2 separate regions of the Homo sapiens genome follow, and region 1 is linked to region 2. Evidence: chromatin loops called from intact Hi-C (ENCODE). Cell type or tissue: PC-9. All regions are shown on one strand.

The links. Peaks named below come from ENCODE experiments on the same cell type or tissue, not always from the same donor. Only the 100,000 strongest peaks of a DNase experiment are listed, where the experiment ranks them.
Region 1: a loop joins it to region 2, with 10 times the contacts of the local background. A loop is called at or near these places in 2 of 110 quality-filtered maps.

The regions. Positions count from the first base shown.
Region 1 is chr11:34,616,665-34,624,664 of GRCh38, forward strand. It overlaps EHF (ETS homologous factor), which reads left to right and starts at 4,429. Exons shown (of 9, transcript NM_012153.6): 1 at 4,429-4,564. RefSeq lists a cis regulatory region at 2,330-2,729. In PC-9, a CTCF peak has its summit at 7,629; DNase peaks (open chromatin) are centred at 2,737, 4,257 and 7,587; H3K4me3 peaks cover 4,844 bases; H3K27ac peaks cover 5,377 bases.
Region 2 is chr11:34,681,557-34,689,556 of GRCh38, forward strand. It overlaps the pseudogene NDUFB8P3. Among named protein-coding and RNA genes, the nearest start is that of EHF, 64 kb to the left of the region's middle. RefSeq lists enhancers at 3,164-4,363, 3,834-4,003. In PC-9, no CTCF peak of the experiment used is centred here; a DNase peak (open chromatin) is centred at 3,915; H3K27ac peaks cover 4,773 bases.

The DNA of each region.
Region 1 (8,000 bases), 65 kb before region 2:
CAGAATGTCATGTTTTATTCCATAAATATATACAAATTTTATTTGTCAATATAAAAAGAATAATACCTGGAAAAACAAAAAAAAATCCTAAGTGCTATACTTATAAAGAAATCTTCCTCATACAAAAAAGAAGAAATTCTGGCCACAGGAAGGTTGCCTGAAAATGGCCACCTTTTTCATGATTTTCCCTCCCTTTCTGAGACTGAGAAATGAGCCTTCTTGAAGACCCTGATGGAAATACTGTGAAGAAACTAAGACAGTTGGATTCAAGAACCAAAATGCTTATCGTAGCAGTGAGGTTGGCTTGAAGTCAGGGAACAGTGTAAAGCTATTTGTGGGGAAAGATAAGGCCAGAAAGAGATTGATAAAATACAGGCGAGACCAAAGGAACAGGGCAGGGGCAAATTAGTTTAGGCAAGAATAGAGGCGTCTTGATATTAATTAAAATATGGAGGAGGAGTCCAGAAAATTCATCCTTGGTGCTTGGGTAAGTTTAGCAACATGTTCAGATGCCTGAGTTTTGTGTGTGTATGTGTGTGGGCATGCACGTGTGTGTGTACACAGTGGGTCATTCTTCTCAGGAAGAGTGAGCCACTCTCCCCTCCTCCAGCACCAAAGTGGCCCCCACCTTGGCACGCCAGTGGCACATGCCATTGGGCCAGGATTTGCTCAGAATGCAGGCACACAGACATAATGTCAGGAGGCATTGCTGGTGTGTGTCACATCAACCTGTTAGAACAACTGTCAACGTGTGACCTCCCAAACAGAACTCAGGTGCCCCCTTCAGAGACCGTAAAGCTTGTCCTTAGAGGATAATGAAGATCCCCAGGAACCTCATCTAATCCAAAACCAAAAGATTTGGGAAATGTGACCTTTAGAGGGGAGTAGCATTAAGAAGCAAAATGATACTTATTAATTCTGTTGCTTATTTGACTGTAACCAGTATAATAAATGATCATATTCTGCTCGATTTAATTCCCCCTCCCCATAAGTTTCACAAGACCAGAAGGAGTTTCTTCTTCCCATTGGTCTTACATTAATATTCTTGTACGGCTTTCACTAAATAGATGCCGTGTTCTGCCCTGGAGGTAACACCACGTCATTAGGAGGAGATGATAGACAGAAATATATACAAACACACACTTGCTTTCAAAAATAAATATAGGCCCTCTAGTTAAAAGGTATTGTGTAAAGTGTGTGAGCATCCTCTTTCTTGCAAAGCAAGCACACAGCTTCCATTAATCTTGTAGCCACAGCCTGTGTTGGTGTTAAGACTCAGATTCCTTAATGCTTGATACTTGGCTTAAAGAGATTCTTTGTCCTGGCCTTGATTTGGGAATTAAGATCCCTAGGGTTTTTGGTTTTACAGTATGGATCTTCTAGGAGACAACCCGACTGACCTCCGGGTCTCCAGGCCACCACACACAACCTGGTTTGCTTTGCTCTGTTCCCCTTTTCCTCTGTGGGGACCAGCACAGGACTCAACTCAAGGGCTCTGTGTCTGTGCACAGGTTGGAGAGGGTGATAGGGCCTTGACCTGTAGGGACAACCAGGAAGATTTCTATGCAGAGTAATTGGGTTTCTAGAGTTTGTTTCAGTTGATTTGAGGGCAAGCTGCTTGGCCTCTCTCTCTTGATTCTTCCCATCCACAGAATAAAGACAATCAGCTTTGTTTATCACTCTGTTCATTTTGCTATGTCTTTATCAGCCCCCCAGAGAATTCAGGAGCACAGAACAAGTGCTGGAGGTCTCTCTTGCCAGAGTCCTCCTTGAGAACTTACAATGTGTCCATATTAAGGATCTGCTGTGTTTGATGATTTTGTGATTACACTTTAAACTTCTTATCCATAAAGGACATACTTGATATATCTGAGACTTGTAGTAGAAGGCCTTGAGACATCCATCTCATCCCATCATTATCTATCTATCATCTATCTATCTATCTATCTATCTATCTATCTATCTATCTATCTATCTATCATCTATCTATCTATCGCCAGTACTGTCTTGTTGAAGTTGGCAGTAGGGTGAAAGACCTCAAACTCCAAAGGACTTTCCGTATGGATGCAATATACCTGCAATTCTAGCTTTTTTGTGTTTTTTTTTTTAGGTTGGGGGTGAGGGGTATTGTTTTCATTTTTGTTTTTCTTCTGGAAGGTTCAACTAAGACCCAAGTAAAAAGAAGAATCAATACTTAATAAGTACCCAGCAAGTAGCAGGCACACTTTTAGGTACTTTATTTACAAAAAAACCTCCACAAATAAAGTGGCTTGTGAGTATGAGGTGACATCTTTCCCTCCCCTCCCACCATCACTACCCCAATATGACTCGTCTCAATAGCCCTCCAATCTAAAATGGACTAAATACAAGTGGATAAAGAAATGGAGATTTAACCAGAATTCTTCAGCTATAAATTACAGGGCCTATAATTAAAGGTGATTGGGACTGGGTCAGAGAGCCACATCACTTTTGTGGTTGCATTTGAAGTTCACTATCTCTTGACCACACAACCCTAGCCCTTCTACTCCCACCCTGCTGTCTCAGGTTAATCTCAGGCAATGGTGTAAAGAAGGCCAAGTTTGTTTCCCTGGAGTCCCACGGGCTCTAGCAATAATGCTTCCCTTTTCTCATGAGTGCCCCGCCACCCACCCCCCTTCACCATCACTACACACAAATGCCCTGCAGTGGGTGGAATGTAGTTACTTCAGGTTGTGCCTGATTTGTCTCTCAAGCAAAACTCCAGCAGGCCATTCCCTCAGGGCCCTGCTCTCAGATCTGGAACTGATAGACTAATTGGGGCTAATGTGATAATGGGAAATAATGAAATTTGTTGTTTTTATCAGTGTGTATATGGGGCGGGGTTTACATTTGCATTTTCACAGGGCCCTTGGCAAGTTCACAGGGTTGAACAGTTGGGAAGGGTGGGAATGTCTGGGGCAGGTTAGGGAGGCAGAGGGATTTATTAGAACTCCCCTAAACTGCACTGACCAAAGCCTCAAGCCCTTCTTCAAGACCTGCCCAGCTTCCAAGACCTTCCCAAGTCCACCCTTGTTTTCCCACTGAGTCTTTTACACTTTCAGAAACCTCTGAATTTGTGTAGAAACTAGAAAAAATAAGTAAGAAAAGACTAATACTACTGCACACTCACTGTTCCCCCTTAATATAATAACCAGTTTTTATTCTATTCAGTCAGCCTTTGACCATAAGCAGACCTTTTTTTTTCTTTTTAACACAAGTAACTTCTTGGTTTTGATCACAAAATCTTTATCTCTGCCAAATCTCAACTTCCCTTCCCTCTCCCACAAAAGGGAGGCCCGTTGAGTCAAAGAAATCTGCTTAGACACTTTGCTCATGCCAGGCCAGTGTCCTGGAAGGTTCAACAGAGAAAGTTAATGGTTGGGGGATGGTATTTTTCTTTGCTAGGAGCAGTCATTCACCCGTATGGGAGAAGGTACATTTGTGACCCAGTGAAGCAGGTACAGGTAACTCCCCATATGTCCCTTGGCCCAAGGGAATAGAGGTTGCCTGGGTATTTGAATCCGTAGATCCTCCCTAATATTCCACCTTCTTCTTGTCCAAACTGTGCTTTTTTATTTCCAGTTTCAGCATTTTGGTCTTCTCATCTCTAACTCTTATAGGGAGTGTCAATAAACCTTTTAAAAAAGATCATGTAAGTGTCAAGAGGAAGTGAAGAACCTAGATAATCCACCAACCGGATAATCAGCTCTTGCATATTTGAGAGTTGACTGCTTGACCTAAGCATCTCCTCATAAGGTACCCTCCCTCCCAGGACCTTCCCTTTCAAACCTCTCAAGGCTCTTACCTGGGGCCAGGGGAGATAGGCTTTTCAAAGTCCATTGAATTGCCAAGAGTCTCTGTCAAGAAGGCAGTCATGGTGCCTGGAGAGGGAACTTGCTGGGAGCCCCTTCAGAGCCTGGTACTTATAGAGCTAGGGAAAAGATCTTGATGCCAAAGCAGGGTGGACTAAATACAGACTAATAAATGAGACAGGTGCTCAAGAGGGCCCCTCCATACCATCATCTCCTCCAGATTTGGACTTCTACTCACTTTGCTTTTACATTCCCTCTTCCCGATGGTGTCTTTGGTGAGCAGGGTGCTTTTCACCTGAAACAGCCTCTGAGCTGAAAAGAACAGTCACCACCAAATCAATTCCTCATCCATTAACAGGTTGTCTCTCTGTTCTTGAGACACAGGCATTACCTGGTTAGACCTGTTTTGTTTGAACACTAACGTGTGAGTTGGCCAAATGCAAATGAGCCAGTGTTTGTAATCCTTTATTTTATTTTTTTAAAGGGCTGGGTAGCCAATCAGAAGAGGGGGAAGTGACTTAGGGAATTCCCGGTTGGTGGCTTATTGCTTAACATCCTACAAAATGATTTAAAATTATTGTTATATGCATTTATCTTCACTCTGATGAGGGCTCAGACTTGATAACACCCGTGGTGCCCCATCCCTATAGGAGCTGGTGAGATTGCAGCCTGCTGCCTCCCCTCCAACAGCCACAGCTATTGGATTTCCCACCCAGAATCTTTAGGTAAATGAGGTAAGTCCTGATTTTTAAAACTTCTTTTGAATCTGGAATCCAAACACTTGAGTGGAAAGAGAAGCCTGCTTTAAACTGGACAGATGAAACTAGAACAGACTCTTGGAGACGGCTGGCAGGAAGTGAAGCTCACCTTACCTGGGCTTACCTCACTGGGTCAAATCAGAATTTTATTTTGGAGGGCAGGTTGGCTACTTTGGATATTATCTGTGAATTTCCTGCATTGTCTGGACTTCTAATCTCTGTGAATTTAAAAGCCCCCTCGTTTCCCTATGCCTGGGTGGCAAAACCATTCCCCTGGGTTGAATTCTTCTGGAACAAATAGGCAGCTAGAGATAGGTGGCTCTGATATAGCTCAGAGAAGAAGTGGTTGGCTAAGTAGCTGTTAGGGCTCAGAGTACACGGTCTCGCTTTCTAGAGATGTCTTCTGCTGGTAATTTTTCTGACTTATGAGCTACATGGAAAGGCCAATTTGTTTTTAATATGTTCCAGGACTGGAAAATGGCTAGAAATAGGCAAGAACATACACAATCACACTGGAAAAAGTGGCCAGGCAGCCAAGGCAGGCAGAGGTATTGGGGAGAGCTGAATATCTACAAAAACAAAAATTCAGAAAAAACAAAAATCAATTTTGGCAAAGGGCTTCACTGTATAACAAGGGGACAAGCTAACCCTTTGTTTACAAACTAACCCTTTGTTTACTCCATTTTGTCCAGAAAATACAACAATCAGTTTTGGCAAAGGGCTTCACTGTGTAACAAGGGGACAAACTAACCCTTTGTTTACTCCATTTTGGGAGACTATGATCAGACAGGCAGTTGTGACTCAGCAGCAACAAATGCCTTCTGAGACAGGGATTCTTTTGATTTTGCTTGGACATTGTGGAGAAGTGTTAGCCCCAATGTGGACTGATCTGGGAACAGTGGGAAATTAACTTCTTGTTGGTAAATATCAGGCTGAGGTGAGAAAGCGACATTTTCACCGTCCATCTTTGCTGATTTACCATGCTCCCAGGATGGTGGGAGTGTGTGTTTTTAAGATGGAGAGTGTATGCTTCTGGGTTCAAGTTCACAGGTGTCTCTGCTGGTTATCTGCACTCACCTTGGTAACAGGGAGAAAGTGAGTGAATGGATTCCAAGAACTTACTGATGGAAGTCTAATTCAGGAGTTGGTTCTGCAGCCATGGAGGTAAAGATGTGTTGATAGTCTTTCAATGTGTAAAAGGGCAATTAGAGATTCTGTGTGACTGTGTGTTAATTCCACTGGGGTCAGGGGAAAAATTTATTTCTAACAGAAAAGAAGAAGATACGTTATTAGGAAGAATTTCATGGCTAGGAGATACTATCAGAAAAGGCTCTTAAGAGATTTTAAGGATGACTTTAATAGCTGCATTTGAAGTTTGCAGAGGATCCACTTTTCCTCTTTTTGTGACCTAAAATTCTGGGATGATGAAATAACTCACCAATTCCATCTTCTTATAATATGGAGTCATGTAGACAACACCATTTTCACACAAATGGCTAATGGTATTTAAAAACCATGATGGAATGTGAATTGGGAGTCATTTGGAGGTCTGTAGTTGAACTTGAAAAAATAATAAATGTAATGGAGACAATACTTCACCGTGTTTCCAAAATATTTTACAGAGGCATTTTAAATGAAAGTCACTTTGAGGGAACAGCTGTGCTGTAAGTTCTCTTACATGACCGCGCAAGATGGTAGCCTTCATCAAGACCTCTCAAGGTAGTGTGGGTAGGGTGACGTGTTTGATTCAGGCCTCGTTTGTTATGAAAAGGCTCAAATTCAATTGTATTTGTTATTTTTTTGGTTAAAAAGCACCTATTTGTTCAATTCAAACAATCCTTTTTGGTTTTTTTTTGAGATGAAGTCTCCGTCGCCCAGCCTGGAGTGCAGTGGCATGATCTTGGCTGACTGCAACCTCCGCCTCCCAGGTTCAAGTGATTCTCCCAACTCAGCCCCCCGAGTAGCTGGGATTACATGTGCTCGCCACTATGCCCAGTTAAGTTTTGTATTTTTAGTAGAGACGGGGTTTTACCATGTCAGCCAGGCTGGTTTTGAACTCCTGACCTCAGGTGATCCACCTGCCTCAGCCTCCCAAAGTGCTGGGATTATAGGCTTCAGCCACCGTGCCCAGCCATATTGTTTTCATTTTTAATCTATTAGTCTATCGTGATCTCCCAGTGGAAGTATCTTTGGCCTTTGTGGACGTCAGGAAAGCCCTACATTCCCACTCGCGATTCCATGTTTATGGGTACCCTAAATGCTCCCATTAATTGACCAACTTTACCCTGATCTTCTTTCAATATCTTTCTGACTCCTTGAAGGTATGAGACAAAATGGAAACTGAGAGGTTAAAAGGTTTACTAGGTTGCATTCAATTAGCGAATTGGAAACTGGAAGGAGCTCCTATCGGGTCTCAGGTCAGAACGTGAGTGCTTTTGGCCAAAGTTCACTTCTGAGGAAGTAGAATTTCGCTTTCTGGAATCTTGCGATATTTTATTTCCTCTATATCTTTCCCATGCCCCCGACCCACCCAATCTCCACAAATTTGGGGATTTGAGCACTGGGTTGTGATCGTTAGACCATCTTGCTTTTCTGAAAGCCCAGGGCAAGACCCCTGCTTCATGTCACAGTATCAAACACAGACATAGAAGCTTGTACAAATTATTGAGAAGTTATTGTCTTTTCTCCCTTCCTCCATATGGAGTCATCTCTATGCCCTTTCATACAGATGTGATTTACGAAGACCTCTGGGTTAGGGGTGGGGTGGTGAGCAAGAATCCCGTGGCAGAATCTGCTAACACACTTGAGAAGCAATGTTGTGGTTTTAAGGAACTCAATCTAAAGCTTGAACCTGATTTTCAGGGATACCATTTTGCTGCCGTTTCAGCCCATTTCTCTTGTTAAGATCGCTCTCTGGTAGAGTTGACGTGACACTCATTTCTGTTGTGGGTGGGGCCCTGGTTGGGAGGCATTGGCTCCACTGCAGCCTGGGTGTCTAGAGACCACATTCTCACCCTGCCTTTGTTACTGGGAAACCGAACGCGGCGCTGTGGCTTTCAGCTTGGGTAAGCCGGGTCTGCGGCGGGGATTGCCATCTGAAGACAGAGGCAGGAGGGCAGCCACACCTTGCCCAGGTTCTCTTAAATCTCTTGCTCTATAACTGAAAGGAGGGCATAGATAATTAACTTTATTTGACATTTTTCATATCTAATTTTTAAGAATATGATTTTAAAATAATAGATTTGTTCTAAAGAGCAAACAATCTTGCTGTTATTAAAAACGTGTTTACTTAAATTGAACGGGGTTTCAAAGGGCCAAGCTACTAAGCTGTGCAGGAAACAAACAGTGCAGTGAGGAGAATGGCTCCTCACCACAGCTATTCTTAGGGTGGGACATAGTTTCAAGCCAAATG
Region 2 (8,000 bases):
AAGTCTCTTTTGGGCTAGGAGCAATCAATCATTTGACAATCAATTGATTTAGAGTGTGTTGAGAGCCAGGTGCCTGGAATATAAAAAGAGATGAGTTCAGGGAGCCTGGAGGCAAAACCAAGGTTGGAACATGTTTCCTGACCAGCACAAGCGGTAGAGTATTTAACATTATTGACTATTTAGGAAAATCTGGACTTTCACCATAAGCTTAAGACATGGTACCCTGTCATTAATCTTACAATCTTTTGGTAAAGGAAAATGAAGTTGTTGGGATTGAAAAACCTCTCCTTCTAAATCTCCTTTCCCAAATATGGGCCACTTAGAATTCTACCTTGAGTTTTTTGTCTTTTGCTTAAAGTTTTGATCATTATTAACATGTAAATATCCTGGGAAAAAATAACTGATGTGATCAGGGATAGGCTTCACCCATCATACTATTTCAAAAGAAGGAAAGAGCTAAACTAATGTGTTGAGAGGGACTCTCAGGTAGGACTCTGTGAGAGAGATCTGTCCTTGGGCTGGAATGAGAAGTGGTAGGATGGATGTTTTACAGGCACATTTATTTACCTTACAGTGGGGTGCATTAGTTTACTCATTCAATAGTGGTATTTGGGTATAAAAGAAGGATCTAGGAGTAAGTCATAAAAATACATATTTCTCATTAAAATTAATATTATAGAGAAGTTAGGAAACGAGAAAAAAATAAATATAAAATAGAAAAATATCGATAGTTTTACCTCTCAAGTATATATTTTATGTCTTAACATATGTGCTAACAATTTTGTATATTTCTTTCCAGCCCTTGTTCTATGCATTACTTTTTTAAAACGTAGTTGAGATTAAATTACAGCATAATTTTGTATCCTGTCTTTTCATTATCATTATACCCTAAGCACTTTGCATATTACTATAAACTTTAATATTAAAATAGCTAATATATTTTAAGTATTGATAATCAGTATGTGCTAGACACCATGCTAAACACTATATGAGATCCACTATCCCATTTAATCTCCACATAAATTAGTAGGTACTATTACTGTTTTTATATTACAAAGGCTAACACTGAGGCTTAGAAAAGTTAGTTCATTTGTTCACAGCCACACAGCTAAAAGTGGAACAGTTGGGATGTAAATCCAGGCTTGCCAGGCTGCTAAACATGTATTACTATTTTTTCAAGGATGATATTATGTGATAGTTTAATTGAAAGTGTTTTTTCTTACTTAATGATACATGAAATATGGAGGATCTTACAATTAATGGCACCTTAGCATAAATGAAACTTAGTTGTATTAATCTAGGATTACTTTTTATACCTCTACAAATCTCTATGCCTTTACCCAATCAGTTTTGAAAACATATTTTATTTTCTTTTTTTTCTCCATGCGTGACCTGCTATTGTCAATGGCCATTTGGAATTCCCAAAGGATTGGTAGAGGTATGCAGTTGGGATAAAGCATTGAGGATACCAACCAAATGACTCACCAGGGAAAACCTGAGCTCTGCTCTTAAATCTGTCTGTATTCCTGGCCAAGATGCCTCATCTCCTCCTTAGTGCTCTCAGTCTTCTTCTACTTTAATGTTATTTTTAATGACCATATAATTTTCTTTCAAGTGGGAAAAATGATGGGCTTGATTGTTCTCCTATTCGTGGCATTTCTTTTATTTCAATATATTCACTATATAAATAAGGTAGGAGCAAGCATTAAAACATGGTGGGTGAGAAACTCTAGAGATGGAGGGAAAAAGAACATAGGAATTATTTATTTTCTCTGGGTACTGTGCTCTTCTACAGGGTGTTCATAAAGGCTAGAAACATAGAAAAATATATATAACAAATGTTTTATTGATATTACAGACAATAGGCGATGTGTTCAAAGTGCTATCTCTCATTATCAATGTGTGGTTCAATTTGCTGATGAAAATTGCAAAAAACTAGGTACTCTTAATGCATTTCCATAAATCTGTACAGATGCATCTAGGATGCATTGTCTCAGACAATTTATGCCTAGATTTTTCCATTGTGTAAACTGTGCCATTAACATACCCCCAGAGGAAGAATTATAATGAGTTCAGTCTTTGCAAAAGTAGATGTTGGTCACTCTACATTATGTTGTAATACACTCTGTGTTATGGCTTTTTTATCACAGTTTGCCTGGCTTACTACAAACATCTGTATATTGGACATCTCTTTACCAGACACCATAATTCCTTATATATATGAGATATATATATATATATAATATATATATATAAAATTTATTTGACATGTGTAGTATATTTTTCTCCATGAGATAATGAGCACTTACAGGGCAAGAATATTCTCAGCTGCAGAGGTGATCACACTCCACAATTTATGAAACATAATTATTATTAGGCCCTGAAGCATTTCTTTTTAAATTTTACATGTTTATGTACTGTCTTTTATTTTCCTACTCACTCCAGTTTCCATGCCTCTTACCATGGGTGACCATTCTGTTTAATGTGTTTGTTGTACATGGTCTCCTGTGGGGTTGGGTAAAGAATTCGTTGGGATGTACACCTGGAATCTTTGGGTCCTAACTCCCACCCACAGTAATGAACTTTCTTGTGGCATCTCATCCTCATCAACACTTCCACTGTCCAGCTTGGGATTGTTGTTGGTTCAGAAGGTAGAAAGTGATATCTCCTTGTTTTAAATTACTTTTCTCTAAACACGGTGACTATAGTTAATAACAATGTATTGTGTACTTGAAAATTGCTAAGAGAGTGGATTTTAAGTGTTCTTACCACAAAAAATGGTATGTGGAGCTAATATATGGTAACTAGCTGAGTTTAGCCATTCCACAAATCTATACATATTTCAAAACATCATTTTGTACACCATACATATATATACTTTTTATTTATCAATTGAAAACATTACATTTAAAAACAGCTTTCCTCTGACTACTAGTAATTTTGAATGACTTTAATATACTAAGTAATCTTCTGTGTTTCCTCTTCTTCAAATTGTCTTTTCATACCCTCTATTTTCTTATTGGGGCTATTGTATTTGGGGAAATTTATTGAATTTGTTTGAATATTTTAGATATTGGTTTTAGAGATTACAAATATCTTCTGAGGTGCTCTCTCACTTTCCTTTTAAATACTGTCATTCCCCTATTTTTTTTTCATGATGTCCTTCAATGAACAAAAATCCACAGTTTTGTTATAGTCAAATCTTTCAAGGGTTTTTTTTCATTGCCATTGGGTTTGTGCTCTGGAAGTTTTATTGATGCTCTCTCTTTCCCTGCCACAAGCCCCTAGGTCACAAAAATATTCTACATTTTCTTCTAATTATTTTAGTTTTATAGCTCACATTTAGGCCTTTAATTAATCTAGAATCTATCCTTGTTTAAGGAGTTCAATGAGGATTTCATTAATTTCAGTTTTCTAGTTTCTCAATATTTATTAAACAAAGTGTCTCTCAATGAATGCGTAATCTATTATCTATTTGTCCGACACTAATTTTTTCTCTTCTGTTGGCTAATTTGTTTTTGAAACATTACCACACTGTTTTCATTATCAGTCTCTAATATGTCTTAAAGTTAATGTTGTCTTGGTAATTTGTGAACCAATATAAATTTTAGATGATCAAGTTCCTTGAAAACAATCCAGCTGGAATTTTAGTTGGTATTGCCTTGATTTTACAGGTCCTTACCTGAAGCCCAAGGTGATTTTTGGCCGCTGGCGACCTTGTGACCGTTGGCAGTGGGTCAGATGTGGCACTCAGAATTAGGGGAAGGATTGGTGATGCCAGAACATCTGGTGAAGCCGGCACTTCAAGGCACTCCTCAAGCCTGGAAAGCCTCACCAATAGGTATGACTCATGGTTTCGTGAAAAGCTGCTGATCTCATTAGTTTCAGAAATGATTGCATGGCTGGGCAGGGACTCTCGGGTAGATGCAGCGCTGACTGGGTGCCCCCGGGAAGAATACCTCGCATTTCTCCTGAGGTGGTGAAATAGGCGGAAACTGGTTCCCATCCAAATCCTGGAAACCACCATGGGTGAGGTCATGTCCACACATGTCAAGGCCTTGATGAGATAGTTATCTGCATAGTCCAGAAAAATCACTTTTCCACCAAACATTCTAAATGATTGATGGAGAAACAAATTTTCCAATTACGCTAACTTTCATTGTTATTACTAAAGAATTAAGTGCTACACCACACACACACACACACACACACACACACACACAGTCACACAATATTCAGATAAAAAGAAAGCCTAATTATTTTATATTCAGAAAAAAATGAATTGGCCTTTCTGAACAACCACAACGATGAAAAAGGAAAAGAAATCTGTTAAAACTTTAATTTTAGTTTTCCTTTTAGATTTTAAAATAATTGTGAAATATTTCAAACATAGAAAATATATAGAGTTTTTCTTTCTTTTTGGGAAACAGAGTTACAATGAAAGATACAATTGGAGACCACAGGGTACCATTGCGCCGGTCCTATTCTTCTGCTTCTCTTCTGAGTACTCATGCTTATTTTATACTTTTACTATCTATGTATGCATCCCTAAACTGTAAATAGCAAAATTTTGCACATTTTAAGATTTTATCTGAATGGTCCTATGTCTGTATCATTCTGCAGTGTGTGTTTTATCAATATTAGTATTTGTTGTTCTCTCAATTTGAAGTTTTCCACATTTATTTTAAGTGTTCCATTAAACATATTCCATTCCAGAAAATATATTGAAATTTATTCATTTCTATTGATAGATATTTAAATCATTTCCAAATGTTTGCTCCCAGGAAAACAGCTGCAATGGACATTATTACACATGTTTCCTCATGCACAAGAGTTAGAGTTTCTCTAAAACACTATTTTGGAGAGAGTATGAGCATCTTCAGAGTTCCTAGATAATGCCAAATTGTTTTTCAAAGTAATAGTATTAATTTACCCTCCTACCAGCATATCCTTACCAACACTTGGCATTGCCAAACTTTTGAATTTTCATAAATTTGATGGATGTGAAATGTTTTCTCATTAGTGTTATAATTTGCATTCTGCAGATATTAATGAGTTTGAGCACATTTTCATATATTTATTGTCTTCTCAGGTTTTCTTTCCTGTGAATTGCCTGTTTATATTTATTTATTTATTTCTGACCTGGGGGATGCTATAAACTGAATTCTGTGCCCCACTCCCTACCCAGTTCCCTACCCAGTTTCGTATGTTGAAGCTTTAACCCTTAATGTGATCGTATTTGGAGATGGGGTGTTTGGAAGTTTAATGTATTTATTTAAATTTTTTATTTCCATAGGTTATTGGTGAACAGGTGGTGTTTAGTTACATGAGTAAGCTCTTTAGTGGTGATTTGTGAGATTTTGATGCGCCCATCATCCGAGCGGTGTACACTGCCCCAATCTGTAGTCTTTTTTTTTTTTTAATTATACTTTAAGTTTTAGGGTACATGTGCACATTGTGCAGGTTAGTTACATATGTATACATGTGCCATGCTGGTGCACTGCACCCACTAACTCGTCATCTAGCATTAGGTATATCTCCCAATGCTATCCCTCCCCCCTCCCCCCACCCCACAACAGTCCCCAGAGTGTGATATTCCCCTTCCTGTGTCCATGTGATCTCATTGTTCAATTCCCACCTATGAGTGAGAATATGCGGTGTTTGATTTTTTGTTCTTGGCGATAGTTTACTGAGAATGATGTTTTCCAATTTCATCCATGTCCCTACAAAGGACATGAACTCATCATTTTTTATGGCTGCATAGTATTCCATGGTGTATATGTGCCACATTTTCTTAATCCAGTCTATCATTGTTGGACATTTGGGTTGGTTCCAAGTCTTTGCTATTGTGAATAATGCCACAATAAACATATGTGTCCATGTGTCTTTACAGCAGCATGATTTATAGTCCTTTGGGTATATACCCAGTAATGGGATGGCTGGGTCAAATGGTATTTCTAGTTCTAGATCCCTGAGGAATCGCCACACTGACTTCCACAATGGTTGAACTAGTTTACAGTCCCACCAACAGTGTAAAAGTGTTCCTATTTCTCCACATCCTCTCCAGCACCTGTTGTTTCCTGACTTTTTAATGATTGCCATTCTAACTGGTGTGAGATGGTATCTCATTGTGGTTTTGATTTGCGTTTCTCTGATGGCCAGTGATGATGAGCATTTTTTCATGTGTTTTTTGGCTGCATAAATGTCTTCTTTTGAGAAGTGTCTGTTCATGTCCTTTGCCCACTTTTTGATGGGGTTGTTTGTTTTTTTCTTGTAAATTTGTTTGAGTTCATTGTAGATTCTGGATATTAGCCCTTTGTCAGATGAGTAGGTTGCGAAAATTTTCTCCCATTTTGTAGGTTGCCTGTTCACTCTGATGGTAGTTTGTTTTGCTGTGCAGAAGCTCTTTAGTTTAACTAGATCCCATTTGTCAATTTTGTCTTTTGTTGCCATTGCTTTTGGTGTTTCAGACATGAAGTCCTTGCCCATGCCTATGTCCTGAATGGCAATGCCTAGGTTTTCTTCTAGAGTTTTTATGGTTTTAGGTCTAACGTTTAAGTCTTTAATCCATCTTGAATTGATTTTTGTATAAGGTGTAAGGAAGGGATCCAGTTTCAGCTTTCTACATATGGCTAGCCAGTTTTCCCAGCACCATTTATTAAATAGGGAATCCTTTCCCCATTGCTTGCTTTTCTCAGGTTTGTCAAAGATCAGATAGTTGTAGATATGCGGCATTATTTCTGAGGGCTCTGTTCTGTTCCATTGGTCTATATCTCTGTTTTGGTACCAGTACCATGCTGTTTTGTTTACTGTAGCCTTGTAGTATAGTTTGAAGTCAGGTAGCGTGATGCCTCCAGCTTTGTTCTTTTGGCTTAGGATTGACTTGGCGATGCGGGCTCTTTTTTGGTTCCATATGAACTTTAAAGTAGTTTTTTCCAATTCTGTGAAGAAAGGCATTGGTAACTTGATGGGGATGGCATTGAATCTGTAAATTACCTTGGGCAGTATGGCCATTTTCACGATATTGATTCTTCCTACCCATGAGCATGGAATGTTCTTCCATTTGTTTGTATCCTCTTTTATTTCCTTGAGCAGTGGTTTGTAGTTCTCCTTGAAGAGGTCCTTCACATCCCTTGTAAATTGGATTCCTAGGTATTTTATTCTCTTTGAAGCAGTTGTGAATGGGAGTTCACTCATGATTTGGCTCTCTGTTTCTCTGTTGCTGGTGTATAAGAATGCTTGTGATTTTTGTCCATTGATTTTGTTTTCTGAGACTTTGCTGAAGTTGCTTATCAGCTGAAGGAGATTTTGGGCTGAGACAGTGGGGTTTTCTAGATATACAATCATGTCATCTGCAAACAGGGACAATTTGACTTCCTCTTTTCCTAATCGAATACCCTTTATTTCCTTCTCCTGCCTAATTGCCCTGGCCAGAACTTCCAACACTATGTTGAATAGGAGTGGTGAGAGAGGGCATCCCTGTCTTGTGCCAGTTTTCAAAGGGAATGCTTCCAGTTTTTGCCCATTCAGTATGATATTGGCTGTGGGTTTGTCATAGATAGCTCTTATTATTTTGAAATACGTCCCATCAATACCTAATTTATTGAGAGTTTTTAGCATGAAGGGTTGTTGAATTTTGTCAAAGGCTTTTTCTGCATCTATTGAGATAATTATGTGGTTTTTGTCTTTGGCTCTGTTTATATGCTGGATTACATTTATTGATTTGCATATATTGAACCAGCCTTGCATCCCAGGGATGAAGCCCACTTGATCATGATGGATAAGCTTTTTGATGTGCTGGTGGATTCATTTTGCCAGTATTTTATTGAGGATTTTTGCATCAATGTTCATCAAGGATATTGGTCTAAAATTCTCTTTTTTTTGTTGTGTCTCTGCCCGGCTTTGGTATCAGAATGATGCTGGCCTCATAAAATGAGTTAGGGAGGATTCCCTCTTTTTCTATTGATTGGAATAGTTTCAGAAGGAATGGTACCAGTTCC